Linked DNA regions of Mus musculus: region 1 is linked to region 2. A link is a loop called in an ENCODE intact Hi-C map of the cell type or tissue named here. Cell type or tissue: gastrocnemius. All regions are shown on one strand. Links, peaks and the distances in the headings refer to the core of each region. The heading gives the core; the rest is flanking DNA.

Evidence for each region. Peaks named below come from ENCODE experiments on the same cell type or tissue, not always from the same donor. Only the 100,000 strongest peaks of a DNase experiment are listed, where the experiment ranks them.
Region 1: it touches region 2 in a loop (2.2-fold over the local background); 8 of 42 quality-filtered maps call a loop at or near these places.

Annotation. Positions count from the first base shown.
Region 1 is chr4:136,014,010-136,028,891 of GRCm38, reverse strand. It overlaps Eloa (elongin A), which reads left to right and starts at 7,243. Exons shown (of 11, transcript NM_013736.4): 1 at 7,243-7,341; 2 at 14,436-14,492. The coding sequence starts at 7,267. LOC115489947 (a long non-coding RNA gene) reads left to right here and starts at 8. Exons shown (of 2, transcript NR_168717.1): 1 at 8-266; 2 at 372-616. In gastrocnemius, for the core only: no CTCF peak of the experiment used is centred there; DNase peaks (open chromatin) are centred at 5,771 and 7,087; H3K4me3 peaks cover 2,362 bases; H3K27ac peaks cover 2,400 bases.
Region 2 is chr4:135,963,658-135,978,539 of GRCm38, reverse strand. It overlaps Lypla2 (lysophospholipase 2), which reads left to right and starts at 5,946. Exons shown (of 10, transcript NM_011942.1): 1 at 5,946-6,022; 2 at 7,575-7,680; 3 at 7,901-7,932; 4 at 8,021-8,086; 5 at 8,534-8,581; 6 at 8,667-8,737; 7 at 8,866-8,939; 8 at 9,011-9,112; 9 at 9,223-9,396; 10 at 9,473-10,315. The coding sequence starts at 7,603. The coding sequence ends at 9,523. Pithd1 (PITH (C-terminal proteasome-interacting domain of thioredoxin-like) domain containing 1) reads left to right here. Exons shown (of 6, transcript NM_025411.4): 5 at 1,283-1,391; 6 at 2,044-2,938. The coding sequence ends at 2,145. Gale (galactose-4-epimerase, UDP) reads right to left here and starts at 14,815. Exons shown (of 11, transcript NM_001356493.1): 1 at 14,752-14,815; 2 at 13,084-13,206; 3 at 12,859-12,974; 4 at 12,424-12,537; 5 at 11,994-12,170; 6 at 11,614-11,727; 7 at 11,462-11,528; 8 at 11,284-11,369; 9 at 11,111-11,188; 10 at 10,837-10,951; 11 at 10,362-10,739. The coding sequence starts at 13,201. The coding sequence ends at 10,681. In gastrocnemius, for the core only: a CTCF peak has its summit at 5,838; DNase peaks (open chromatin) are centred at 5,901 and 8,975; H3K4me3 peaks cover 1,807 bases; H3K27ac peaks cover 1,670 bases.

The sequences.
Region 1 (14,882 bases), core at 3,610-11,609, 49 kb before region 2:
CTTTCTTACATATTAAGCTACTGCAGAAGCTCTAATAACTAGTAAACTTTTCCGTTGATCCAGGCCTGGGATGTAGCTCAGTGGCAAGGGAGCTAACCTAGCTTCAGAGACGGTCTAGGTTCAAACCGGAAAAACACAGGCAAACAAGCAAAATCTCCTGCCTCATAAATTCTCTTCCATCTACAGGGCTTGCCCAATGTATCATTGATTTGATAGCAGCGTATTCTTCAGCCACGACACCAGCACTCTGATGAGAGAACTGTGAGGTATTTTTTTCTCTGGCCTAGCCCATTAGCAGCATGAAGCGCAGCTGCTTTGTCCTCATGGCAGCTCTGTCCTCTTTTCTGTCCTCTTCCTTCTTTCTCTTTCAGACCCTGGCCAAACGCCCAACGCGCGCTGTCCCTGGCGCTCTGGTTTCTCTGCACCATCCAGCTCCTTCTGCCACGCCACTGCGCTTCGTTGCAGGGCACGCGGACTTTCTTCGACCTTAATTCAAAAAATGGAGAGCCAGGCCTTCTTCGCCCGTGTTCACCATCTCCCACCTCCAGACACGTACAGCTTGCCTGCCCTGCTGTTTTCTTCGCGGCATTTAATAAAGTTGCCCTCAAACTTAAAACAAGAACAAAATATAGGAGGAAGTAGAAGAGGAAGTGGCTGGTGGCAACGGTTCTCGCAGGTGAAGTCTCTGCTTCCAGGGGCAGTGGAGCTTTCGATGGGCAATGCTGGATATCTGGTTAGCAATGACAGAGAAATTGTCCTAACAGGAAGCTGAAACAGTGCCACAGGGCACAGTGGGCCTCTCTCCGGAGTCAGTCAGTCAGGATGGGAAATTCTTTCAAAGTGAAATGGGAAGCCTTGTTCCCAGCCAGAGGTCTGGGCTTCAGCTACTGCACTCCACGCACTCCTGTCACCTGATCCGGCCTTAGTTTATTTTCTCTGTGTGTAACATAAAGGACAGAGATACCCACCCAAGGTTGCTCTTGAAGGGAGCAACATTTAAAGTGCCACCTCTGCTAACTGAGATGAGTCTTACATTTGGGTTTTGTTGTGTTACCTGGCTGGCCTCTGTCACTCCAGGTCTGAGGGGCGCTTATTGAGGGGAGAGGATTCTGACCACACACTTGTCCCAGATACCATATGCCTGTCTCAGGCAACTCAGCAACCTGGAATGGAATCCGTTTGGACGTGTGCAAGTCTCTGCCTCTTGGGAACAAAGTAACTTCTCTAGAGAGAAAGTTCCTTGAGGGCTGTAGGCGGTCATGCTGGCTTGAACACACATGTTCTGCATGGTTGGTTTGCATCATGCTCAGATGACCTGCCTTGCCTTCAAGGTAGAACTCAGCCTCACAACGCTGTACTTAGTATCTGGAAGTGTTTGTGGGAGTCCCATCAAGTCAATTATGGGGCATTTAGAGCAGGGTTGGTGGTACTCTGGAACATTTGTTTTGTCCTTGCTATCCCTCCTACTGTCATTCAAGGTCATCCAGTCTTCCTGTATCTGCTATTCTCCTGCCTGAACTGATCCTCCACTCACTCAAGTATCCTACTTGGCCTCCAGGCAGACCTAGGCTTCCTTCTTTGTGCAGACTCACTCACTCACTCACAAGTTGGCAATTTTTTCCCATTGGCCATCAAGTACTTGGGAAACCCTCTACTACTGATCTACAGCTCCAGGCCTCTCACATCTCCTAGATCAGCAGAGGAGAGAAGGTTTATAGCTTGAACCTGCTCTTCATCCCAAATAGCATTTCAGGCAACAGGAAGCAAAATAGCTTAAGTACAAAGAACCCGAGTTTAGTACACCCTATGTTGGGGGCTTGGAATCAGCCCAGAAACTACTCGGACACTGATCTCAGGCAAATAGGGATGGTTTACTGAAAGCCACACCCCAAGAGAGATCTATCAGGGCCATGGTCCAGACAAGCTGGATATGACACTGTGTTAAGATCCTTACAGGGGCACAAGCCCCTTCCGCTCCACTGGAGCCCCGGGCTACCTTGCCAGCGGAGTCTCGCCCAACACCCCCAAGGGCCCACACAGGACTCCCCACGGGATCCTAAGACCTCTGTGCTTTGTTAACTTGTTTGCATAACCAAAGCCATGAAGCTGTTATTATTCTGATAAAGTGATGTAAATTTTGAGACACAATCTACAATATCAGGTGTGACTACAAAAAAAAAAAAAAAAAAAAAAAAAAAAAAAAAAGATCCTTACAGGGCTTTTAAGCCTAAAATCCACAAGCATCTGTGTCAAGTTATTCCACCAATCAGGATTTTAAGAGAGGAGATTTCCTTAGGAGCAGACCTTTGCTGTACACTTATCCTGTTCCCATTGATTGGGGTATGCAGCTGTGGCAGGGAACTTGCCTTGGCTAACATTCATGTCTTAACTTGCCAACCAGGATGTCAGTTACACATGTGCATCTCTCTTTCTGCCAAGTAAGATGTCAAGGACAGTATTGGGAACTTAAACTTTACTTGACCCCCTACTTAAAATGGAAGTCTTATTCCTAATGGCCTTTTTTTTTTTTTTAAAGAGAAGATTTATATGTTTGTTTATTTTATACATGTGAGTACTCTGTCACTCTCTCCAGACACATCAGAAGAGAGAAACTGATCCCACTACAGATGGTTGTGAGCCACCATGGGGTTGCCGGGAATTGAACTCAGGACCTCTGGAAGAGCAGTCAGTGCTCCCAATGGCTTCTTATATTGACCTGGGTGTCTCTCTCAAGTTGGAGTCCATCATGGGAGCAGCTTATATAGGCAACAACCATAAAAGCTCATAATAGGTGCAGGAAGTACTGCTGGGTGGTTGGTTCGGATCCAAGCTTATTGTGGCTAACTATACAAAGCAGTTCTAAATAACTTGTATTGAGAATGGTTTCCAAGAACACCAAAGCACAGAACATCCTAGTGACAACATGTGAGGAAGTTTTTTGTTTGTTTGTTTTTGTTTTTTGTTTTTTGGGTTTTTTTTTGTTTGTTGTTATTGTTGTTATTTCAAGACAGGGTTTTTCTGTATAGCCCTGGCTGTCCTTATGACATTAGTAACAGAACAAAAAGGAAGGCTAGAGAGGTAACAGTTACCTAGGCCTTCTCACTATGTAATCTCAGGAGGCAGAGGCAGGAGGATAACTGAAAATAAGTGGTCAGTGTATGCTCCATGATGAATTTCAGGATAGCCAGGGCTACATAGGACACAGTGTCTCAAAAAACAAAACAACAACAAAACAAAAAAACAAAACAAAACAAAAAAATGTGCTAGAGAGATGGCACAGTGGTTAAGAGCACTGACTGCTCTTTCACAGGGCCTGAGTTCAATTTCCAGCAACCATGTGTGGTGGCTCACAACCATTGGTGATGGGATCTGACGCCCTCTTCTGGTATGTCTGAAGGCAGCTATAATTGTACTCATATACATAAAATAAATAAATCTTTGAAAAAAAAATCCAAACAAGCCAAAAAGAGCCAAGGTATTTGTATTAGTCAGAGTTCTCTATAGTCACAGAGCTTATGGTAATGTCTCTCTCTATTGAGGGAATTTATTGTGATGACTTACAGTCTGTAGTCCAACTACCCCAACAATGGTCAGCTCTGAATGGGAAGTCCAAGGATCTCGTAGTTGCTCAGTCCACGAGGCTAGTTGTTTTAGCTCGTCTTCTGTAGAAGTAGATTCTAAAAGATGTGCCAGCAAGTAAATGCAAGCAGGCCAAGAAGAGTGAATCTTCCTTCTTCCAATGTCCTTATGTAGGTCTCCAGCAGAAGGTTTGGTTCAGATTAAAGGTGTATTCTACCATGCCTGGATCTGGGACTTGTTTTGTCACAGGCTGACCTTAAACACAGAGATCTCCTTGCCTTAGTCTCCTGGGATTAGAGGTGTATAGTACCTTCCTTGGGCCTAAGCTTTTCATAGCTACTATGCCTCAAGATCTCCATTCCAAGATCCAGGTCAGAAACTTGTGTCTTCCAGCCTCAAGATCCAGATCACCGGTGAGCTCTCCAATTCTGGATCGTAGTTCATTCCAGATATAGTCAAGTTGAGAGCCATTACATTTCATGAACCTTTTGTGCGTGTGTTTGTTTGTTGCTGTTGTTTGTTTCATTTTGTTGAGACAGGGTCTTTCTGTGTAGCTCTGGCTGCTCTGAAACTTGCTCTGTAATCCAGACTGGCCCCTGCCACATGAGTGCTGGGATTAAAATCATCACTCAGTTTTCCATTTGGTTTTTTCCTTTACCAAATTGAAGGTCCTTCTTTTACCTTCCCAAGTCTTGGGATGCTGAGAGGGATGCCCCATCCTTAAGATTCTTCAGGACATGCTGGGAGGGAGAGATGAACGGCATAGCACAGAGCTGTGCCACCAGGAAGACACACTCAGCCAGCCTCAGTCTGCTTCTGCCAGACATTCCCTGCAAGCAGGTTGACCTGCTGAGCCATCCCTGTGACCATCAACTTAGCCATCGAGCATCTATCAGCTACAGAGCACAGAGACACTCTCTGAGCTCAAAGAATGAAAAGACAACCAAAATAAGCAAGATAAATAGCTAAAGGAAGCTTGCAGGCTACTACTGGATACAATGTATATAAATGCAGGACATTTGAAAGTACTCAGTTATTTTGTTATTCTTTGTGTAAGGAAAGGAGATGGCAGTCAGGACTTCCTACAAGCTAAGCAAACATTGTATCAGTGAGCCAAAGCTTCTATCTGTCTGTCTGTCTATCTATCTATCTATCTATCTATCTATCTATCTATCTATCTATCTATCTATCCATCTATTTGAGACAGGGTCTTTTTATGTAGTCCTGGCTGTCCTGGAACTCCTTATGTTGACTAGACTGATCTCAAACTCAGAGATCTGCCTGACTCTACCTTCTGAATGCTGGGATTAAATGCTGGTGCACCACAGCTTCAGAGTAGCTTTGAGGTGTGGGGGAAGGTGTAATCCCTAAGTATATATCCACTCGTGAAACACTGAGAGATGTAGTCAGTTTAGAAACCTGAACCTGTGAGGAGAACTGTGGCCACAGTTAAGCAAAACAAACATGTTCAACTGGAGGACTTTGTATGCTGTTTTCCAGGAGAAGAGAATTCAGTATTCCTTCTTAACTAGACAGTTTGTCTTCTTCCTTCCTCTCTCTCTTTCTTTCTTTCTTTCTTTCTTTCTTTCTTTCTTTCTTTCTTTCTTCCTTCCTTCCTTCCTTTCTTTCTTTCTTCCTTTCTTTCTTTCCGACACAGGGTTTCTCTGTATAGCCCTGGCTGTCCTGGAATTCACTCTGTAGACCAGGCTGGCCTCGAACTCAGAAATCTGCCTGCCTCTGCCTCCCGAGTGTTGGGATTACAGGCGTGCACCACCACGACAGCACTTGTCTCCTTTCTTTCTTCATTCCTTTCTTGTTTCCCTTCTTTTCTTATATTCCATTTAATGTGTGTGTGTGTGTGTGTGTGTGTGTGTGTGAGAGAGAGAGAGAGAGAGAGAGAGAGAGAGAGAGAGAGAGAGATTCATATGTGCCAGAATGCCAGGATGAGTGTGCAGAGGTCAGAGGATAGCCAATTCTCTCCTCCCACCTTTAGGATGGTCCCAAGGATAAAATTCAGCCATCAGCCAATTATCTGGTAAGCTCTTTAGCCACTGAGCCATCTCTCTGGACTCTATGTTTATAAAGTTTTATTTTTAGGGGGATGGTTTTTGGCCTGGATGTCAATTGGTTTAATCCAAGCACTCCGAGGCGGAGGCGGAGGCGGAGGCGGAGGCGGAGGCGGAGGCGGAGGCGGAGGCAGGTGGATTGTTGTGAATTGGAGGCAGGCCAAGGCTATATAGCTCAGGCTATATAACTAGTTCCAGGGTAGCCAAGGCTACCTACTGAGACAATGCCTCAACATTTATTCTTTCTTATTTAAAAGATTTATTTTTGGCATTCACCTTTAATCCCAGCACTTGGGAGGCAGAGGCAGGTGGATTTCTGAGTTCAAGGCCAGCCTGGTCTACAAAGTGAGTTCCAGGACAGCCAGGGATATACAGGTTTTTTGAGACAGGGTTTCTCTGTGTAACTCTGGTTGTCCTGGAACTCCCTCTGTAGACCAGGCTGGCCTTGAACTCAGAAATCCACCTGCCTCTGCCTCCCAAGTGCTGGGATTAAAGGCATGCATCACCACTGCCTGGCTCTTTTCTTTTCTTTTTTTCTTTTTTGGTTTTTCGAGACAGGGTTTCTCTGTATAGCCCTGGCTGTCCTGGAATTCACTTTGTAGACCAGGCTGGCCTTGAACTCAGAAATCCTCCTGCCTCTACCTCCCGAGTGCTGGGATTAAAGGCGTGCACCACCACGCCCAGCGGCTCTTTTCTGACAGAATCTCATGTAGTTCAGTTTGGTTTTTAATATATTATGACTTTTTATTCATTATGATTTAATTTATTTTTAAATGGAGCCAGGTGGTGGTGGCATACAACTTTAATCCTGGCCCTTAGGACGTAGAGGCAGGTGGATCTCTGTGAGTTTAAGGCTAGCTTCGTCTACAGAGTGAGTTCCAGGACCTCCAAGGCTACACATAGAAATCCTTTTTGAGAAAAGAAATAAAAAGAAAGAGAGAAAGAAAGAAAGGAAAGAAAGAAAGAAAAGAAAAGAATGTCACATGAACAGTCTAATAAAAGGGGCTGCTCTCTGATTTTGCAGACAAGGTGGTTAATAATGTGTTATTATTTTTATTTCTAGTGTTTCAAATTGCCTTGAAACCAGACAGCCTGGATTGCTTTCCCAAAATTACAATACCGTTAAGTTACTTTAAAATTACACGATTTCTTTTATTGCGAGGGTGTGTCACAGCTTGCAGGTGGAAGTCAGATAATTTACCTGAGTCAGTTCTTTCCTTCCACTCCAAGGGTCCCTGGAGCCGCGTCGGACCCTGATCACTGACTCCACCCACCCTTAGGCGAAAACGAGCGTATGACTGGAAAGGCGGTGCGTGAGAGTTAAAGCCAGAGTTTGGCTTGCAGAATACAGGCTTGGGGGCGTGGCTGGTTGCGTGGCTCTGGGTTGGGCGTGTCGGGGGCGTGACCTGTGCTGTATTCGACAGATCGCCGTGATATAGTGGGCGTGGTCTGGCGCGGGGGCGGGTCCTGAGGCCTTCCACACATACACACACCCCCAGCGGAGGCCCGGAAGGGACCATTCGCGCTTCCGTCTCCGCCGGGCCCTCACGGAGGGCGGAGTTGCGGCCCGAGGACGCGACGCGAGCCCAGTTCCGGCGAGGAGGCCGCGCCAGTGACAGCGATGGCGGCGGAGTCGGCGCTCCAAGTTGTGGAGAAGCTCCAGGCGCGCCTGGCTGCGAACCCGGACCCCAAGAAGGTGAGCGGCGGGCGGGCGGGCGGCGCGGGCGGGCGTTGGGCGCGGCGCGGGCCCTGTAACGGTCGCGGGCAGGGCGCAGTGGGGTTCTCCTCCGACCCGGAGCCAGGCCCCACGGAGCGGCGCGGGGCAGTGGGGAGTTCGCGGCCGGCGGGCGCACCCCGGCTGGGGGCTGAGGACTGGAGGGGCGGCCGGGCCTTGCGGCTCTCCCCGGGGTTCGGGCAGCCGCGCCAGCTGTTTCCCCGTTGCAGCCGAGCGACTCCGTCCGCTGCTTGGGGGTCCTGCGGCTCGAGGACCCCTGTGCTGTACCCTGCCCTTTAGCCGAGAAAACGGGGAACGCCTTGGGGTTTTTCGAGCTCTGCTCCTGGAGCTCGGGTCCTGGATGAGGGCGTGAGCGTGTTAACTCCGCTCTGACATACTGGAAGGTGGGACCAGGCTGTGATGAGCAACCATGTTTAATTGCACTTAACTACTTTGTTGCTCCTTTTTAGAAACTGTTACTTTTTAAATACATTGTATCCCCTCGCGGTCCCCCGGGTGTCTAGGCTTCTCTGAGCTCTACGAAGAGGGTATGGTGGGAATTAGAATCGTTTTCACTGTAGTCTCTAGCCGAAAACACCAAAGGGTGTGACATGGCTTGTCAGCATTCTAGCCTGGGCCTGAGGTTCCTAAAAGGTGAAGTGTCCAGCGAGCTGAGTGGAAGAGGAAGTGGTGGAGGGAGACAGCGAGCGGACTTACACATGCAATCTAGGTTCCTAGCCAGCACCAGCTCGGGACTTTGGAGGAGTTCTCTGCTCGACCTGTCCCTTCTCTAGTTTCTTCCTGAAATACCAGCTAGACCCAAGTGCTCTTTATAAGTGTTAATCACCATCAGAATTTCCAGTCAGGGACCCCATTCACTCTTCTTGTTCCTAGTTGGGTCACTACCTCTCAACCTCCGGGCCACTTTTTAACTACCCTCCTTTAGCTCAGAGATACACTTCTTCAGAAGCTGTTGTTATAAGTCAGCGAAAACGTAAATGTTTCAATTGTCTTGTGTTTTACTTTCTTTGGAGGCCTTGGGGACCTTTGGTCAGACATATTTACAAGTTCTTTTTACAATAACCCTTTGTGGGCATCTAATAAATGGTCATTATTTCCAAGTCCCAGATTGTCTTTCTGAACACTATAAGATTTGTGACTGACCTTAAAGTAACCACCCTCATTTTGTTGTTTCTGCCATCAGGTTAAAAAAAATAAAAATCCTCCATGTAATATAATATCTGTAGGGTTTTTTTCCCCCATTAGAATTTAAATTTTGGAATGGTCTATTTGTGCATGAAATGTCAAGTTAGAAAAAGGTTAAGTAAATTTTCTTAAACTCCTAATAATTATTTAAAAGGGTGTTTGGTGGTTTTTGTTGTTGTTGTGTTTGGTGTTATTGGCAGGGACTCATATGCTAACACTAGTAGGCAAGGCCTCTACCTCTGACAGCCCTAATTTGGCTTTTCATTTCCCAGAGAGAAAATTACCTTGGGGCTGGGGATGTATTTCAGTAGCAGCTATGTGAGCTCTTGGCTTCTGTACCCACTGGGGAGGGAGAACTGAATGTGTTGTGAAGAGAGAGGTGAGGAAACTGTTGAGAGACCCCTGTGCAAAGGACCTGAAACGTTGATATTCAGAAACACGCTGACTGCAAAGAGAAAATTGCAAGCCTGCACGCTGGCTTTCCAACCTCCTTTTAACATAGCAAGCTCTCACAGGTTTGTGAAGTGGCAAGATGATTATAGAGCAGTATTGAATTTGCAACCAAATCTTGCTTCCAGACCATTATTAGCCAAAAGGCTGATTCCACACCTGTGTTTTTGGGATTCCTGCTATTGGATTTTGGTGTTTTAAGTGTAAATTAACTATGTATTCACTCTGCCTTCATCTAGCCTCTAGGCTCACTTGTTAGAGACCTTACTGGGAGATGACTTAGCTTTTGCTCCTATCACTGGATTGGAAACAATTTTCATGACAGATAAAGTTAGCAGTCCTTTATCAGGTTTTGAGTGTAAAAACTATGAAGCCCATAGATTGGTGGTAGGTGGAGAATGAGGGGGTCACTGCTGGGAACTGGTTAGCTCTAAGACTGGAAGTGGAGAACCCAAGATTCCTATGTATGGGACTGTGTAAACTTTTGTTATTTCTGTCATCTGCTACCAGTTTTTGCTGGGCTACGTTGGGTTGACAGCGCTGGTTTCCATCTACTTGAGGATATCCATAGTCCTCTCTGCTTGTTGTTGCTTCATTCTTGGAAGTCACTGACTGAAAACTGGGGATGGTGAAGTCTTTTTCTCTTATATTGGGCTAAATCAGCTTGAACATCTCAAGAGTTTTCATTGTGTCTGCTAGACCAAAGGTAGGCCACAGGCAATACTCACTTTGCCAGTCTGTACAAAGCCTTGAGATCAACACATCCTCTTTGACTTCTGACTCCATTTCTCTCTCTTGGCTATGTAGTGGTCCTGTAATTGTGTTTTGTGACCTTTGCCACATGAACTGTAAGCTGTCAAGTAGCATGGTGCTGAGAAAGAGTACCTGCTTTCTTCTTTCCTGTGAAATACTCTGGGCATGAGTTAGGTGTCTGTGTCTCTCCTTTTAAGGACAGTGATATTAGTTTCTTGGCTTTTTAGGCAAGTATGGAACAACCCTAGACCCAGGTTCAATGTCAGCAAAATAGGAGAACAATACCCACTAGACAGGGTCAAATAAGACAAACTTACCATGATTCCGGGCACATGGTGGATGGCATATAAATGTCCCCTTCTTGGGCTGGGCAGTGGTGGCCTACGCCTTTAATCCCAACACTTGGGATGCAGAGGCAGGCGAATTTCTGAGTTTGAGGTCAGCCTGGTTTACAGAGTGAGTTCTAGGACAGCCAGGGCTACACAGAGAAACCCTGTCTCGAAAAACCAAATGGGGGGGGGGGGGAGTCCCCTTCTCCAGGGACCACCATTATAGGAGAACCACCCATTTTAACTCTTTCCAGTAACTCCAGATTTCCCTTTGAGAAAATGTTATTAGCCTTAACCTTTGCATAATGTTTCCTAAGTTGGATCATAGAGGAAGTGGAGAGTTTAAGTATAATTTTTACTTCATTAAGTTTCATATTCCCCAGATACACCACTGGGCCTCTTATACCCAGTCAAACAAGATTGTCACCTGTGATTCAATTGCTCTGCCTAGAGACAATGTTAAGTAATTATGGGAGTAAAATGACCAGAAAAACATACTTGTTGCTCCACCTTGTAGTAATATGACCGATTACAGCCTGGACTATAAAAACAAGTCTTGCTGTCTAATATTTAAAAATGAAGGTAGAGCCAGGCGTGGTGGCGCATGCCTTTAATCCCAGCACTCGGGAGGCAGAGGCAGGCGGATTTCTGAGTTCGAGGACAGCCTGGTCTACAGAGTGAGTTCCAGGACAGCCAGGGCTATACAGAGAAACCCTGTCTCGAAAAACCAAAAAAAAAAAAAAAAAAAAAAAAAAGGCAGATAGTTATCTATTTTGTTTTATGGTTTTTCTGTTTGTTTGTTTTTGTTTTTTTGAGACAGGGTTTCTCTGTGTAGCCCTGGCTGTCCTGGAACTCACTCTGTAGACCAGGCTGGCCTTGAACTCAGAAATTCGCCTGCCTCTGCCTCCCAAGTGCTGGGATTAAAGGCGTGTGCCACCACGCCCGGCTTATGTTGGGTTTTTTTTTTTTTTAAGGTTCATTTTTATTTTTTATGTGTATGAGTTTTACCTGCATATATGTATGTTCACAAGATGCATGCCTGATGCCCATGGAAGCCAGAAGAGGGCACTGAGTCATGGAGAACTGGGCTTACAGACAGCTGTGAACTGCCATATGGGTTCTGGGAACTGAACCCAGGTCCTCTGCAAGAGTAGCCAGTGATCTTAACCACTGGGCCATCTCTTGAGCCCTGTTTTTTTGGTTTTTTTTTTTTTGTTTTTTTTTTTTGTTTTTTAGAAAAAGATTTATTTATTATATGTAAGTACAGTGTATCTGTCTTTAGACAAGGAAGCCAGGTCTTGTTATGGATGGTTGTGAGCCACTATGTGGTTGCAGGGATTTGAACTCAGGACTTCTGGAAGAGTAGTCAGTGCTTTTTTTTCTAACCGCTAAGCCATCTCTCCAGCCCCTGTTTTGACTCTTTAAAAATTGAAATAGCCGGGCGGTGGTGGTGCCCGCCTTTAATCCCAGCACTCGGGAGGCAGAGGCAGGCAGATTTCTGAGTTCAAGGCCAACCTGGTCTATAAAGTGAGTTCCAGGACAGTAGGGCTATACAGAGAAACCCTGTCTCGAAAAAGAAAACAAGAAAATTGAAATAGTTGTGCATATATGTGTTCTATATGCATATAACCAAATAGGTTCAATCTCCTGTTGATTTATACACATGTATGTGGGTGCCCCCGGAAGCCAGCAGAGGGCATCAGGTGCTCTAAAGCTGGCGTAACAGGTGGCTGTGACGTGCCAGATGGTGCTGGGAACTGAACTTGGATTCTCTGGAAGAGCAACAACTGTTCTTTTTTTTTTTTTTTAAAGATTTATTTATGAGTTCATTGTCACTGTCTTCAGACACACCAGGAGAGGGTATCAGGTCCCATTACAGATGGTTGAGAGCCACCATGCGGTTGCTGGGAATTGAACTCAGGATGTCTGGAAGAGCAGCCAGTGTTCTTAAACCTCTAAGCCATCTTTCCAGGCCCCTGTTTTTGCTTTTGAGTGAGGATTTACTCAATATGTAGCTCAGGCTAGCATCAGACTTTGTGTGCTAGGGTTGGTTACAAGGGTATATATACTACCACAGCTGGCTCAGTTATCTGTTTTACACTGGTGTACCTGACCACACTCCCTGTATGGAAAGTGTTTATATGCACTTACCCATTCTTAGAAAAAGGCTTAGCAATCCTGATATCCATTGGAAATTCCGTAAGTAGGGATTGTCTGAGCAGTGTCTGGTCCAGGATCCAGGGTAGGACATGGAAAGAGTGTTGGCTGATGAGTGAGATGATTAGGGAGGAGCATGTTTAACCTTTATGGTGTTGCAGACACCGTGACTAAGCACTGCACATGGTTTGTCCCAATGAATCCTCACAGCTTGCAGCACATGGAGACTAGTTTTGATTTGCAGATGAAGTAATTAAGGTTCAGGGAGGTTACTGACTTGCACATGATCAGCCAAGAAGCTGAGACGACCTCTCTCTCTCTCTCTCTCTCTCTCTCTCTCTCTCTCTGTCTCTTGAGCTTTGCTCTACCAGTTTTGACCTAGTTTTAGAGTCTTCAGAAAGGAAATGGGCAAACCCAAATCTTTCTGATCTACCCAGACATGTTTGATCATTATTAACAGCAAAGCTGAGATGCCAGCAACTCAGATTGGTCTTGGGTTCCCATTTGTGTTGACACTTGTGTTAAACACTATCCCTTAAGGAGGTCTGTAGGTCCTCTCTTCCTTCTTGTTCTGCTTTAGATATACAAGTCTGTAGATGATTTCCCTAAATTTGCTGCCTTTCACAGTCCTCTGCAAAGTCATAATTGCTGATGGCTGTGTTTGATTGTTTTTTTTTTTTATTTTGTTTTGTTCTGTTTTTGTGGGGAGGGGCAGAATCTCTCTCCCTCTCTGAAACCCATATGACCTTTGAACTCTAGGTGATCCGTCTACCTCAGTTTCCTAAATGCTGAGATTATAGACATTAGTCACTATACCAGGCCAGTTAGTGAGGGTTTTTTAAGTCATTATTTAGTTTCTGTATGGATGTTTTGCTTGCATGAATGTCTGTGCACTTCATGTGTGCTTGGAGGCTAGAAGAGAGCATCGGAACTAGGATTAGAGATGATTTGAGCCTCCATGTGAGTGTTGGGAATCAAACGCAGGTCCTCTGGAAGAGCAGCCAATGAGCCATTTCCCCAGTCCCATTTAGTGAGTTTTAATTCACTTCTCTGTCTCTTCTTTCCCCTTGGCGAAGAAAGTAGTTAAAAACACATAATCTAGCCAGGCTTGGTGACATAGTCCTGTATGTAACCCTGCTGCTATTCCAGAGGCTAAGGCAGGAAGTTCAGAAGTCAACGCCAAGCCTGATCTCTAAATGTGAAAAGAAGGCTAGGTTAGGGGCTGGAGAGATGACTCAGTGGTTAGGAGCACTGACTGCTCTTCCAGAGGTCCTGAGTTCAAATCCCAGCAACTGAGTGGTGGCTCCCAATCATCTGTAATGGGATCTGATGCCCTCTTCCAGGGTGTCTGAAGACAGCTACAGTGTACTTACATACATAAAATAAATTTTAAAAAATGATGTCACTTCAGCATGCCAGAACTTAGGGGAAAAAAAGAAGGTTAGGTTATAGCTTGGCGATAGAGTACTTGTCAGCATAGTTAATCAATAGGTTCAATCTCTAGTATTATAAACAAAAAACCCTAAAAGCCACAAGAGAGGGCTTAGGAGACATAATACATTTGGTAACATGCTTGCTTCAGGAGCTTTTCGCTCTGAGTTCAGTCTCCTGTACCTATATAGAAATGCTGTGCATGGTGTCACACTTTTGTAATTCTGTGTTGGAGAGGCAGAGACAGAAGGAGCCCCGGAACTCAATGATCAGTGAACTTAGCCTAATTGATGAGCTCCAGGCCAGTGATAGACCTAGCATCAAGGGAGGTGGCAGTGATTGTTGGTTTTTTGAGACTGGGTCCCTGTTTAGACTAGGCTGTCCACCTCCCCTCACCTAAACAGTGCTGGGGTTAACAGCATGCACTGCCATGCCTAGCATGATGATTGTTGTCCTGCCCTCCGCAGACATATGTGTGTATACAGCACCCACAATTTTAAAAACCTCACAGAAGAAACCAGAGACTGGAAAACCATATAGACTAAAGTAAATCTTGTACTGTTTGTGTCTTGGACTAGTGACAAAGCATCTCTGAGCCTTTCTCCACGCTCTAAGATGCAAATAGCATCCATAGTTGTTACTATGAAGGACGGAGCTCCGAGCAAGTATCTCACCACCAGATAGTATCATCTACCTCAGAGAAGATCCATATGACAATAGAAATTAATATTTGTTTTCTTCTTTCTGCAGCTATTGAAATATTTGAAGAAACTTTCCATCTTACCTATCACAGTAGACATTCTTGTGGTAAGAATTTTTTAATTGTAACTATTATGTATTGCAGATGTTTCCCACTATAGCATGTGTAAAGGGACGCTTACAGAGGTTAGGCTTTACAATGAAAGAAGCCAGGTACAAACCACTGTTTGCTTTATGATTCTGTTTATATGAAATGTCCAGAATGGGCTAATCCATAGACAGAAAGTAGATAGGTGTGTGATTGTTAGGGCTTAGGGAACTGGAAGGAACAGTTTCTCTTTTCACATTCTAGAGTTAGGTTGTGGGAAGTATGAGGAATTATGAGGAGGTAAGTATGAAGAAAGTTCTAGAAATCACCATACTTTAATGTACTTTGTCATGTGACAAGGTGGGCCAGCATGTTGGAAGCAGCTCAGGGTGGTGTGCATGATAGACAAG
Region 2 (14,882 bases), core at 2,315-10,314:
GCAGAGATTGTTGACTCGGAAGTAAGTATTGAGCAGTCCTGGGTGAGCAGCTAGTGTGGCTTAAGAAAGGTATTTACAGGGGCTGGCGAGATGGCTCAGTGGGTAAGAGCACTGACTGCTCTTCCAAAGGTCCTGAGTTCAAATCCCAGCAACCACATGGGGGCTCACAAACATCTGTAATGAGATCTGACGCCCTCTTCTGGTGTGTCTGAAGACAGCTACAGTGTACTTACATATAATAAATAAATAAATCTAAAAAAAAAAAAGAGGGCTGGTGAGATGGCTCAGTGGGTAAGAGCACCCGACTGCTCTTCCGAAGGTCCGGAGTTCAAATCCCAGCAACCACATGGTGGCTCACAGCCATCTGTAACAAGATCTGACGCCCTCTTCTGGAGTGTCTGAAGACAGCTACAGTGTACTTACATATAATAAATAAATAAATCTTAAAAAAAAAAAAGGTATTTACAGAATTCCTCTGCAAAGTAGGCTCAGGCGGACTCAGTCACCTGCACCCAACTGGCCCCTTCTTTAGTGAAGTCAACACAATAAACATGGCTTAGAACCCTGCTTTGTCACCCACCTTGACATTAGGAGCACTGTCCTTTCTTCCTTTCTTTTTTTTTTAAGATTTATTTATTTTGTATATGTGAGTACACTGTTGCTCTCTTAGACATACCAGAAGAGATTCCACTACAGATAGTTGTGAGCCACCATGTTGTTGCTAGGAATTGAACTCAGGACCTCTAGAAGAGCAGTCAGTGCTCTTAAGTGCTGAGCCATCTCTCCAACCCGCCTGCCTGCCTGCCTGCCTGCCTGCCTGCCTGCCTGCCTGCCTGCCTGCCTTCCTTCCTTCCTTCCTTCCTTCCTTCCTTCCTTCCTTCCTTCCTTCCTTCCTTTCTTCCTTCCTTCCTTTCTTCCTTCCTTCCTTCCTCTTTTTTTTTTTTTTTCTCCCAGACAGTCTTGCCATAGATCCTTGTCTGGGCTGGAATTCACTTGTAGACCAAGTTGATGTTAAACTTGTAATTCCTCTGCCTCTGCCTTCTGGTTATAGTGATGGCATATGCCACATGTCTCTCTGTCCTTCCTGCCTCAGACCAGGTCTGACAGGTGCTTAGCGCATGGTTGCTTCATTACTTGCTGCTCTGAAGGAGCCTGGTGATGAAGGAGCAAGTGTCCTGATATTTGCCTGCAATTTGCACTGAACTGTTATCGTCCCTGGTGGCGAGATGCAGACCACGTGGTAACCCGTGTCTTCTCTCCTGCTTCCTTTTCCAAACTCTAGAATCTCCAGGTTTTCAAATGTCTATCATCTTTCCATTCATATTTCAAAAAACTTTGGAGCAGATACGACGAAGATCTTTTATATTGGCCTGCGGGGAGAGTGGACTGAGGTAAAAGACATTGGTAAATGTGTGTCTACACCATGGGGCGGGCACACCAAGGGCAGGAACAAGGGAGGGGCTGGCTGCTCCATCTGTTCATGATGTTCCTTTGGTTTTTTTGTTTGTTTTGTGACGGGCTGTCATTATATAGCCGTAGGTGGCCTAGCACTCATTATGTAGACCAGTCTTGCCTGGCTCTCACAGATCACTGCCTCTGCTTCCTCAGTACCTGGCTTCTTTAGATTTCATCATAACGTCTTCAGTGGATAGACTATAAGTTTTCTTTTATTATTCATGTATTTCTATTTCATGTGTGTATGCACATGGTTATGTGTGTGTTGTGCTATGTGTATTTTGCCACAGGGCTCTCTTTTAGCACACAGGAAGCCATGGGTTCCACCTGTCACACATTCTTGACAATTTCTTGTTCTGGGCACCAGCAATAAAATGATAAGTTCCTTAGACAAGTTCCTATTCTCGCCTGGATTTTCTCAGCTGCTGAGAAGCCTTGAGAGTAGATAGTGGTCTTTGCTGGCTTCTCAAGATTAAAAGAGTCCGCAGAGGGAATGTCAGCCGGTTCCCGAGGCGGGAGCCCGCGGAAGAGCTGCTGCAGAATGTGTGCTTTAGTAGCCGCTGACCTCATCTCCACCTTTTCCTGTAGCTTCGCCGGCATGAGGTGACCATCTGCAACTATGAAGCGTCAGCCAACCCAGCAGACCACCGGGTGCATCAGGTCACCCCGCAGACACACTTCATTTCTTAAGGGCCAGCCGGGGCTCCCTCAGATGCGCTGTTAGTGAAGATGTGCGACCACCTGCTGGGAAGGACAGAGGATGCTCCAGCAAGAGTTGCCTGCCAGAGCTTTGGCCAGGCTTTGTCTCGGGGTTGCTGCAGGAACCTGGCCTGTGGAAACCGCCTCACCACCAGGAGCGGTATGGGTGCCAAGGGATAGTCTCTCTCTAAGGCACTGCAGAAACTGGGTCTTAGGCTGGGTGGCATCTGTCAGTCATGAATAATGCTCACTTCCCAGTCTGTGGCCACGGGATCCCATGTGTCTTTTTGCTTGTGGCAGATTTCTTGTGTGGTTTGTCCTTTTTCAAAAAGGATGCTTCCTTGACCGTAGGAATCCTTCTGAAACCCGAGTTTCGTGTTTGAATTAGCCATCAGGAGGGTCTCCAGCTAGAAACACTTCGTCCCTGCTTGCTCCTCCTCCTGTCATTGCTCAGCATTCGTGTCAGGGTGCCTAGCTGGTGTCACATATCAGACACAAGTGTCCCACAATGGTGGTTGGAAAGGAAGGAGTCTCCTGATACATGACTGCTTGGGGAAGGTCTTACACAGTCTAGCCAAATAGTTGCGAGTCCTTTCCCTGTGTGGGTGACCTGGTTGGGGTAAAACTGAGACAGTAAAGATTCCTCTTGGGACCTCCTTGGTGTTTCCCTGCTTCTAACTCATGTTATAAACCCAGGGCTGGAGTCTGGAGACCCTGCTCCTTCTGTTCATGGCTTTCATTCATGGTGACTAATGAGCTTCCTAATAAATCCTTAGAGACTTAAGGTCTGTCTTTTCTTCTGTGCTCTTGGTAGTGCTGTGAAACTTATATCTCACTAGGAACTGAATTGAACTTGAATCCTGTTTTCTTTTGATCTAGGTAGATCATGCATGTCACAGTTAAATAAAGACTACATCAGTTTCTCCAGGAAAGGTTCAGCCTCTGCATTTTGTAAAAAGGATGCTGAGGTTAGAAACCTAGGTTCCATTTCTCACAAGGGGGAAGAAACTTGTTGAGTTACATGTAAAAACAAGGGAGGCTGTGGGCTGGAGAGATGGCTTGTTAGTTCAGAGCACTTGCTGCTCTTCCAAAGGCCCTGAGTTGACTTCTCAACACTGGCATGGTGGCTCAGTACCAATTGTAACTCTAGTTCCAGGGGATCAGATGCTCTCTCTTGGCTGCTGTTGACATTTCATTCACGTGGTACACAGATGTAACATGCAGATGAAACAGCCATACACACACAACAATCTTAAACCCAGGAGAGATGCTGGAGGCACCACAAGAAGTAAGGGTGTGGATCCTGAGAGCAGTTACTTCTCAGTGAACACAGTACGCTTGGCAAGAGCCCCAGCAGCTGAAAGCATCCAAGACCCCACTGTTTCTGAAAGCAGGAAGAGCTGGTGAGGGAGCAAGTGCTGCGTCTGGCCCTGGAGAACTCTGAAGAACACCCATCCTTGTCCGGAGGATCCTGCCGCTTTCTCTCAATCTGGAGAAACGGGCTTTGGTTGTTAGGAATCGAGGTTCTGAGGTACACTAGAATGTGAACAGTGCTCTGTGCCCTCAGACTCGCTCCAACCTGCTTTTCAGAAAATCCTCCAGACTAGAAGGGCTGCTGGTGAGGGTGTAGCTCTGGGACAGTGCTTGCCTAGAATGTGTGTGGCCCTGGAATGGGTTTCTAGCATCCAGAGAAGGGGCTGGAGAGATGGCGCAGTGGTAAAGAGCACCGGTTGCTCTTCCAGAGGTCCTGAGTTCAAATCCCAGCAACCACATGGTGGCTCACAGCCATCTGTAATGAGATCTGATGCCCTCTTCTGGTGTGTCTGCAGACAGCAACAGTGTACTTAAATATAAATAAATCTAAGGCCCTGTGGGTAAAGTGTTTGCTGCTCAAGCCTGACAAGAATTCCCAGAATCAGGCTGAGAAGCCACAGGACACTGCACATGTCTGTGATCGCAGTGAGCTAGGCAGACAGGACATTGCCCTCAAGCCCTCGGGCCAGCTTGGCTGGAGTACACAATACAACAGCAAACCAGAGACTGCCTCAATAACCGAGTGCTGGGCGTGGTGGTCCACACCTTTATTCCTAGTCCTTGAGTGGCAGAGTTGGTACATCTCTGTATGCTGAAGGCCAGTCTGGTCTATGTAGCCAGCTCTGAGGACTGATGTCTTGAGTTCGTACTCTGACGTGTGCTCAAAACATGGATGCATGTCATTCACACGCAACACCCAACACATTACAATACTAGCTCATTTGTTCCACTAGCTCATTTGTAGCTCACAGGTAGCTCCTGGAACTGAGCCTGAAGATTGGAAGCGTCACTTGCCACTGTGGCTCATGTGAAGAAAGTACAGGGGCTGTATTCATCCACGGACCAACCCAGCAGGGTTCTGCAGGCACTGGGGCTGGTTAGCTGTGTTGCTTTCTTCTCGGTTTTTATTCCTCTTTCTTTTGTGATATCCGTTTCTAGGTCTTTGGCTTGCTGTGGTCCCTTGATCTCCATATTCTAAGCACCATCCCATGACCTGAATACAAGAACAAGCTGCTTCTCTGTCAGGAGGGAGGTGTTTTTGTTGATTGCCCAAGCTTGTATTGCTTTGGGTTCGCAGGGTGGGAAAAAAACAAAACCAAACAAAAAAACTAGTGTAGGTTAATCTGGAAGTCCTCTGCAGCTGAGGGGACCCCTGTGACTCATTTCCTGTTTTCTGGTCCCTAAAGGTTCTCTACAATTCAGTCCTTCAATTCAGCTTGTCTCTCAGCCTGGACTCCAAGTCCAATTTTCACTTTACCAGTGTGACTCAGTGGTGACCAAATGAAGCCCTTTTGTTCTTAGCTCACAGCTGGTGGCATTTTGTGCAGCCTGCAAGGCATCACTTGTCAAGGACAGTGCCGAGCCAACCCTGCCAGTGTGTCAGTATCCTGATACGGCCTACGGACTTTCCCAGGGTCCTTCTTCAAGTGGGTAAGGCCTCTCACACTGTGATTTTAGTGTTCAAAGCAAGTTTACGTGGCCTCCTTGAAGCTTAACAGCAAAGTGATGAAATAGCAGGTGGTTATTATCATTTTATAGCTGAGGAAGCCGGTCAGGAAAGAGAGATCACAGTGTAATCTTGAGGTCGATATATATTTACTTCCTTCCCCAAGCCTTAGCTTCCTCATCTTTAAAGATAAGAGTGGAGGACGGGGTGAACTCAGGTCTTTTCAGGTCAGGGTGTATAATGCTACAGCTTGAGAAACAGTATGGAGGGTAAACAAGAAGCAAGACGAATAAAGAGACAAATCTAAAGTACGACAGGAGACGTGTGGCTAAAAGCATTCACCAGTTTTGAGAGGGAAGCCAATCTCTGAGACTTCACAGAGTTCCACTAAAGTAACCATTTCACTACCTAAGCATACGATACTGCGCACTGGAGACCTAAGCAGTGAACTGTATCTTAATGAAACAAGACAGTGGGGAACATCCAAGACCACACCTGGAAGTGCACCCTGCTCCACGGGGATGGGAAGACGGCTAACTTTATGCTAAACAATACTGAGGAATGCCTCTCCTCCAGGACGCAGGTCCACCAGGAGGGCTTAGCTGGTAGGACATCTGGGAATCCAGTGCCATGTCCAGACGCTGTAGGTGGCAGCGTCGCATCACAGGGAGTGGTCCCACTGTGGGCAACATGGCAGCTTCTACCTGGAAAGCCGGACTCGCTTCCGGGTTCCGTACTGCTGGCCGGGCTACTTCCGGCAGCAGGATGGCTGGGTTCCCGGGACTGGAACGGAAGTTCCGGCGGGGGCGGCCGAGGGGGAAGAGTGTGTGCCTGTGCGGGAGAAAGGGGAGAATCGCCCGAACGGTCTCGGAAGCCACTGGGAGTGAGGTATCCAGGCGTTCGCTCAGCGAGGCTGCGAGGGTCCCGGGGTGGCGGTGGGGAGTGGCCGGAGGGCGCTGTCCAGTCCCGGGACGGCCGGGCCAGGGGCTGCGCGCGTGGCGGGAGAGCGGCTGCGCGCTGGGCAGTGGGAGACCCCATTGTGGGGCGGAGGCTTTCCAGGGTCAATGCCCCTTTGTGGGCAGGTGCGAGCCGTGGGGCAAGGCAGCAAATGCCACCGTAGGGATGTGATGACCCTGGCTCAGAACCCAAGTTCCCACTGTGGAGAATGGGAGACGACGGTCATCCTTTGGAGAGTGGGAGCCGGGTGGAGTGGGAGTCCCCAGAGCTTAGAAGGAAGGGGATCCTAGCTTAGGGTGTCAGGTGCATTCCCTGTGGAAAGAGGAACCCCAGAGTCAGAGGTGTGGAAAGATGCTATGTGATCATCCTACCGTGAGGAGGGGCAGTCAGGGTCAGAGCTGGAAGGTGGGAGCCAGCGGGAGGGCGGGGCGCCCTTAAGACACTTCAGAGGCAGGTAGCACAAGCTTCCGGAGTTTGGAGGATGCTAAGGATGGGGAGGGGCCAGGCAGCCTGATATTCTTTTGTGTTGGGAGTCCCAACACCTGTTCATTTGGGGACCCGTTTGGAGTCAGTGACAGCAGCAACAGCAGGTAGCCTTGTGGAACTGGGAAAGCTTAGAGCACCAGTTTTTGGTAGAAGATGGCAGAAAGGAGTTTGGCTCTCATGGGACATGGGTGGCTTCCAGAGGCCTCGGGAATTTCTTACTGAGCCAGACAGCTGAGAAGACTGGATAGGGGCTGGATAGGAGGGGAGGAGAGGGAAGATGGATAAGATGGGATGTGGGTGGGACTGAAAGCCTGTTTCCAGCGGTTTTCCTCCAGCTCTCTCTAGGGGCAGGACTCAGGGAAGGGGAATTCCAGGAAAGGGACACCTGAGACCTTGGAAAGATGCAGTTAGCCTTCGGAGACATAGGGGGAAGGCTACAGGGACCACCCTGCCTTCCCTTGCCCCTACACTTCCAACCCCTAAACCCAGTGCCAGCCCACCTGTACCATGCTTAGGCTTTGGGATTGGGTCAGAAACCAGGCGTGCCAGTTCTAGACCAAGTTCTCCTTCTCAGCCTTGGGATGGAGACTTCTTTCTTTCCTTTCTTCCTTCCTTCCTTTCTTTCTTTCTTTTTTTAATTATTTGGTTTTATGCACTTTGGTGTTGTGTCTGCATGTATGGCTGTATGAGGATGTCAGATCCCCTGGAACTGGAGTTACAGACAGTTGCGAGCTGCCATGTGGGTGCTGGGAATTGAACCCTGGTTCTCTGGAAGAGCAGCCAAGGCTCTTAACCGCTGAACCATCTCTCTCCGGTTCCCTGGGGCCAACTTTCTACCCCTCTGCCTGAGATTTCTTTCTGCCTTTACTTTCTCTCTGCTCAGAATCAAACCCCTGTTACTGCCCAAGGCTGAAGGCCTCCGGGCGGGCTTCTTAAACCAGGAAGGCTTCTCTCCCCTGGCTTTGCTTCTAATCTACGACTACCTTCTCTTGTGTAGGCCCAGCCTGCAGGAAGCCCTGCAGTGTATGTGTGGTAACACCATGTCTGTGCCCCTGCTCACCGACGCAGCCACCGTGTCTGGAGCTGAGCGGGAAACGGCCGCGGTAAGGGGCCAGCCAGGTGGTGGGTGACGGCTGGCTTTGGGCAATGTGGGAAACATGGAGGAGGCTATATGAGAAGGGTTTAGCCTGAAGCTAGAAGGGTTAATCATCTGTTGGCTCCCACCCCGGATCCTCTGGGTCTGAGGGGCTGGGGGAGTGGTAAGCTGGAGTGGGAGGTCTAAGGGGGACCTGCCTGTCTCATTTCTGACTGTTTTTTTCCCAGGTTATTTTTTTACATGGACTTGGAGACACAGGGTGAGTGAGCTGAGGGGCGGCCGTTCCTTCATTGGGTAGAGCTGGAGGGCCTTTGTCCTACACCATCGTCTCTTCTTCCTTCCCACAGGCACAGCTGGGCTGACGCCCTCTCCACCATCCGGCTTCCTCATGTCAAGTACATCTGTCCCCATGCGTGAGTGTCACCCCAGCTAGAGAGGAGTGTCAGGGGCGGGGGTTGTCCTCTGGTCCTAGACCTGTTGTCTTCATCAGCTGCCTCCTGGGGCTTGGGCTCGGAGCAGTCTGGCCATATCAGTCCTGGCTCTAGAAGCCCTAGGAATGGGCTCTAGTTCTGCTTCTCCCCGAGAAGCTCCCTCGACCCAAGACCTCCTAAAAGGAGCCTTTCCCCAAGTACTCACCCTGAGCTGGACCCCCGTCACTGAGCCTTGGTCTCTGCTTCTCCATCATTACCGCTGATGCCCCAACCACAGCCTCCAGCCCCACGTGGCAGGTTGCCTGGCAACACTTGAAACACAGGGCTTGCCCACTGGGAGGGTTCCCCAAGGGCAGTTCTGCCCATTCCCAGACTCTCAACTGATGGATGCTTTATCCTTCCTAAGATGTTCTGGCCCTCCCTCCCCAGGCCCAGGATCCCTGTGACACTCAACATGAAGATGGTGATGCCCTCCTGGTGAGTTTGGGGGACAAGATGGAAACCTGGGGAGCTATAGGGGTTAGTGAGAGCTTTCTAACAACTCCTGTCTGTCTTTGCCCAGGTTTGACCTGATGGGGCTGAGTCCGGATGCCCCAGAGGATGAAGCTGGCATCAAGAAGGCCGCAGAGAACAGTAAGGCCCCAGCCCTCCCCCAGCATTCCCTCCCCCGTCCCCATTCCCAAAGCACCAGGCAGTGCCCACCTGCTCCCTTCAAGCCTCCAGCAGTCTCCTTCACCGGGTCCTACCCTCCCCCTCCCCAGTCAAGGCTTTGATTGAACATGAGATGAAGAACGGGATTCCTGCCAACCGGATCGTCCTGGGTGGCTTCTCGCAGGTGAGGAGGCTGTGAGGGGGAGGGGAGGTGTGTGTGTCCTTCTTTCCTGACCTGTCATTCTCTTCTCCCAGGGTGGGGCCCTGTCCCTCTATACAGCACTTACCTGCCCCCACCCTCTGGCTGGCATTGTGGCATTGAGCTGCTGGCTGCCTCTGCACCGGAACTTCCCCCAAGTGAGTATCCTTCCAGGCCCCTCCTCTCTCTCCCCCAATGGTCCCTGTGGCTTGGGCGCCATGTTCTGTGTAGCGCTGACCTTGCCCTGGAAATTCTGTCCGGCCCACAGGCAGCCAATGGCAGTGCCAAGGACCTGGCCATCCTTCAGTGCCACGGGGAGCTGGACCCCATGGTACCTGTTCGGTTTGGAGCCCTGACAGCTGAGAAGCTCCGGACTGTTGTCACACCTGCCAGGGTCCAGTTTAAGACATACCCAGGTGTCATGCACAGCTCCTGTCCTCAGGTCAGTGGCGACAGCCTACTCCTGTGTTCCCCCTCCTCCTTCCATCAGGGAACCTCACCATCTCCCCCCACCCCAGGAGATGGCAGCTGTAAAGGAATTTCTGGAGAAACTTCTGCCTCCGGTCTAACTAGTTGCTGGCTCCCACCATGGTCCCCCAGCTCATGGGGGACCCAGCAAGCAAGCACCGCATCATCTTGGATCTGAGCCGGTCGAGCCCCTGTCCCTTCTCTTCCCACCCTATCCTCTTCCCACAGGCCTCTGGGGCAGGTCGCCGAGGCTGGCCAGGCCTTCTTGCTGGCCTTGGCCATCTGGAAGTCAGCAGCGGGGTGGGCTGCTCTCTTATCCTGCGTCCCCAGAGGCGGGCCCCAGCAGCAGTATTGGAGGGGCTGTAGGCGGCGGGAGGAAGGGGCCCAGCTGCTGACCCGCTCACTCAGGACCTCACCCACTAGCCCCGCTTTGGGCCCCCTCCCGTGACCTCAGGGTTTGGCCCGTGGGGCCCTCGTGGGCCCCTCCCCCCATGACTCTGCCCGGATAATCGTCTCTCCTGCCTCGCTGCAGCCGCTTCTGTCACGAATGTGTCCATGGCCCGGGGCCCTTGCTGCTGTGGGCTGCCTGCTCCAGGACAGGCTGGCCAGTGAGGAGGTAGAGTCCCTCGGGGCCTCCCCTCAGCCCCTCCCCGAGAGGGGCTGGACCCTGCCTCCCCATGGCCCTTCCTTGCAGGCCTGGAGCCTGCAGGGCTGGATTGAGGTTCAAGGGCCCCCCCAACTCCCTGCTGTCTCACCCCCACTATGTCCCCCCTTAGGGCCAGGGAGGTGGTGGGGGAGGAGTTGTGTCTTGTCTTCTGTCTTCATGTGGTTTTGGGTGTTTTTCTCGTTTTGTCCTGGATTCCGATAAAATTAAAGGAATTGCTTCAACTCTCAGGGCTCCCTTATGTGGTACAGCGTGGCCATCTGTGAGAATCTGCCTCTCGATAAGAAAACATCTTTATTTTAAATACTTTGGAAAGCTTAATCATCAGTGCCTGGGGGAGGCTATGGTCCCAGACCCCCTGGCCTCCCCATCCCCAAGGCTCTGGGGATCACATGAGCTGCTGAACTCGGGGGGGAGACAGGCTGGAAAGACCTGGACTTCTTTCTGGTCAGTGGAACCAGAGGTCTCCTGCCTGGAGGGCTGAGCAGACAGCTGGCATTTGAGGTAGGGTGGCCCCAGAGTGTGAGGGTACAGGGTCCTGTGGAGACTGGAAAGCAGGCAGCTGCTCTTTTCTGGTCCATGGTAACGAGGTCCTCAGGCCTGCGCCCCAAAGCCCGAAGGGTTCTGCTTCTGCCAGCGCCACAGATCTTCACCTGAGCAGACATGGATGGTCAGGACTTGCCTGAGGACGGCCCGAGCAGTTGCCCTTATAGCCGGTTCCGCCCTCTCCTGGGTTCCACAGACACTCACACATCCTGTCCAGCCCCAGGGCTGCTGTCCAGCCCAGCTCCTCATGGGCCAGGCTGGGGTTGGCATAACAGGCCGCCACATCACCTTCCCGCCGTGCCACCACCTTGTACGGGATCTGCAAAGGGGATAGTACACATACTTGGTTGACCAGGCCCCGGGCCTCAGGAACCACAACCAAGAGCTCTGTCATAGGCACCTAGCACTGAGGTTCAAGGTAGCGGCTGGAAGAGACGGCTGGACTGGAGAGCCCACTGTGTTTGTGGGTGGGGCCTACCTTCTTCCCTGAGGCTTTCTCCATGGCTTGGACCATCTGCAGGACAGAGTAGCCTGTGCCCGTGCCCAGGTTGTAGGTCTGCCCAAGAGAATGGAGTCTATCATTCACCCTGTGTGCCACCTTCACCCTGGATTCCAACCGTTTCCTCCCCGGCTCTTCTCTTGGCTCCCTACCCGGCAACCACATTGCTCCTTCAGCTTCTTCAAGGCTGCTATATGGCCCTTCGCCAGGTCCACCACGTGAATGTAATCCCTCACACCTGTGGGGGAATTGCTTCCATCGGAAGTTTGCCCCCCCCCCGCCCCCAACCCCTGTCCCCATCTCCCTCCTTGCCCTGACTCCTAGGCTCACCTGTCCCGTCCTCTGTAGCATAGTCATCACCAAAGACATTCAGGGCCTCTCGTCGCCCGATTGCCACCTACAGCAGAGGTCAGGTCAACTTCAAGGGCGCTGGCACCAGTGGTAATCTGTGTCCCGCTCCCCCAGAACTGCCCCCCCCTTACCTGGGAGACGTAGGGCATGAGGTTGTTGGGAATACCCTGAGGATCTTCACCGATGCGCCCAGAGGCGTGGGCGCCTATGGGATTGAAGTACCGAAGCAGCACGGCGTTCCAGGCCTGCGTGGTAAAGGTCAGACGGTGGGGCTGGGCCACTCGGAGGGAGTCCCAACTCATCCACAGCCATCTACCTCCCCATGTCTATTCTGTGGTCTCTACCAAGGAGCAACAGAGGGCACCTGCATACCAGCTGCCAAGACCTTGGGCAGAGAACACTGCCGCTTCTCGCTTCTCAGCCTCTGCCTCCTTGTGCTGAGAGTGCCCGGGGTGATCCTGGGCTCAAGGGGGCCAGGGAATGGAGCAAAGGTGGGGTGAGCGGTCCTCACCGTGTCTGCCCGGCACAGGTCCCGGATCATCTCCTCGATGAAGAACTTGGACTTGCCGTAGGGGTTGGTACAGCCCCCCGTGGGGTGGGCCTCATCCAGAGGCAGGTACTGGGGGTTCCCGTACACGGTGGCTGAGCTGCTGAACACCAGGTTCTTCACTCCGTGGGCCCTCATGATCTGGCCGTGGAGGGGAGGGTCAGTGGCCTGTGCCTCACGGGTAAGTCCCACTTGTTACCCCACCCTAGGAGGGTGGGGCTGAGGCGACGGGCATCAGTTACAGAGAGAGAAACAGGCTGGGGGGGTAAAGAAAGGCAGGTGTCCGAGATGGTACGGCTTGGGTCCTCTCTGACTCTCCCACGCAGGCCCTTACTGTGGCCAGCATGCCAGCCAGCCTGGGGCCCAGCTGGCGTCTGTGTCCCCGTCCTCTTACCTCTAGAAGCTGGATGGTCCCTGTTAAGTTAACTCTATAGTAGTCCAGAGGCTTCTGCACTGACTCGCCCACAGCCTTGAGGCCAGCAAAGTGGATGACGGCCTTAAAGCTGTGCTGCAGGGGGAAAGCCAGGGTCAGAGGATGCTGTGCCTGCATCCTTGGCGATGCTCCTCCTACCTGCCACGCTGGCCCCAAACTCACAAAGACTCCCAAGTGCTTGGTTTAAAGGCATGCTCTAAATGCCCCAGCTAGCACCTAGCTTCTTTTTTAAAAATGTACTTATTATTATATGTAAGTACACTGTAGCTGTCTTCAGATGCACCAGAAGAGGGCATTGTGAGCCACCATGTGGTGGCTGAGATTTGAACTCAGGACCTTCAGAAGAGCAGTCAGTGCTCTTACCCGCTGAGCCATCTCTCCAGCCCCAGTACATACCTTCTTAAAGAGGTGCTGTAGGGCTGCCTGGTCCAAGATGTCCATCTCCTCAAACTCCACAGAGCGGCCTGTCAACTCCTGGACCCGGCGCAGGCTCTCAGGCATGGAGTCTTCTCCTGGTGGTGGTGGTGGTGGTGGGGCACACGGTGTTCAATATTAGAGAATGGGGTCCTGTACCCAACCCCTCTAGAAACTGTTCACTGATTCGTACCCAGCTTCACTCACCACGAATGGCGTTATGGAAGTTGTCAATGACCACAGGTGAGTAGCCTGCCTCCAGCAGCTCCAATACCGTGTGGCTGCCGATGTAGCCAGCCCCACCTGTGACCAGCACCTTTTCCATGGCGCCTGCTTAGAAGACAGAGTTTCAGAGGTGGCCGAGGCTTCCTGCTCAGGGCCTCACTCCAACTGGATGCTCGACCCCTACCTTCATCTTGGAGGATGTAGGGGTGAGCCCTAGTTTAAGGAGAGGTTCCAGAATCAGCCCTGGGTCTAACTAGCTAACTACCAGTTTCTGGCTGTAGGGGCTGACGTTTTGAACTCTCTCTAGGGCACAGTTTTCACCTCTAGAACTAATTATTGTACACACCCCATGTATTAGGAGGGCCCAATGAAGCAGTTTAAAGGTCTGCCACCTGCATATGTAGGACATCAGACACACCATGCTGTCTAGTTCCTGTTGACAGAGGGTGGGAAGATGGGCCTTTTGAAGACCCACCCTTCCTGCCTCCATGTCTGGAGTATGGACAGTCTCGGGCAGAAGAACATCGCTTAAGAATGGGAGGCTAGGATACAGAAAAAGGGACCTGTCCCTGTAAACTGACACCTTTTCCCCGGAGCAAAAGGTTCCTGGGTTTGATGACTAACATCTAGTGCTCCAACAACCCTTCCCCTGGAAGGTCAGTTGGGAGGAAGCAGTAAGAACGCCAAATGGCCTCAAGGGTGGGGTCCTTAGCCAGGAAGGCTGTGCCCAGCTCAGAGGCTGCAGTGCCAACAGCCCTGGAGTGGGTAGGGCTTCACCCCACCCTGGGGCAGCCAATAGCTCAGCTTTGGCCCAGCTGACTTGGAGCCACAGATCCCGCCCAAGGAGGGCAGCACCAAGTGAGCCGGTGTCGACGTGGATTTGGCTCGCTCTCCGCTGCCAGGTGTGCATCCCCACCCTGAGCAAACTGCTGGGCGGACAGAGAGGCAGTCCACACAGTGAGGCCTTTCATTTTCACGACCTGGCTCGCTGCCGTCTTTCTCCGAGCTGCCTCAAGTTTCTGCTGGGGTTATTCTGCTGCAGCCCACTGGACGGGGCGTCCAGTGCGACCCAGAATCACTACCCCGCACTTGTGCGTTATTTTCCCAACATCTGGATGTGGCAGGTGTTTCTACCAGCCCTGGGTACTAGGGTCTGAGCCCAGAGGCAGTCGGCCTGGGGTCACACAGCAATAAGAACTGACTAAGGGGGATCCCCGAGACTATGCCCCGCGACTCCCTGCAGCTCCCGCATTGCGCGAAGACGCGGGGAGGCGGTCGCTGAGGGGACTCTGGTGGCAGAAAGGCTGCTCTGAGGTCGCTCCGCTCCGGACTAGGGGATGACCTTGGTCAGCGGTCCCCTCCTCAGTTTTCCCTGTCTGTACAAGGCAGGAGAGCGGATGCTGGGTCTCAGCAGCCTGGGCGAGGCGGAGCTTAGCTCTGGACTTCGGGTCTGGGCTGGGAGCAGGAGCGGGGAGCCGAGCCCCGAATGAATGGGCTCGGGTGGCCCCCGCTACGGTTGCGGAAAACGCGAGCAGAAGGGGTGAGCCTGGCCCTGTTCCGAACACGAACCGACCCTCTTGGAACCTCCTCGCTCCCCACCAAGCATTGGCCCTTCCGAGCTCACTAAGCCCTTCATTCTACCGGCCGAACCTGCGGAAGCTCCAGCGCTGACTCCAGGCACCGCCTCCCGCGACCAGCGCCGCGGCCCCTTTAAGACCTGACAGCCCAGCCCGACCCCGCCCCTCCACGCCCTCCAGGAAACGTGTGTACTGGGTTACTGC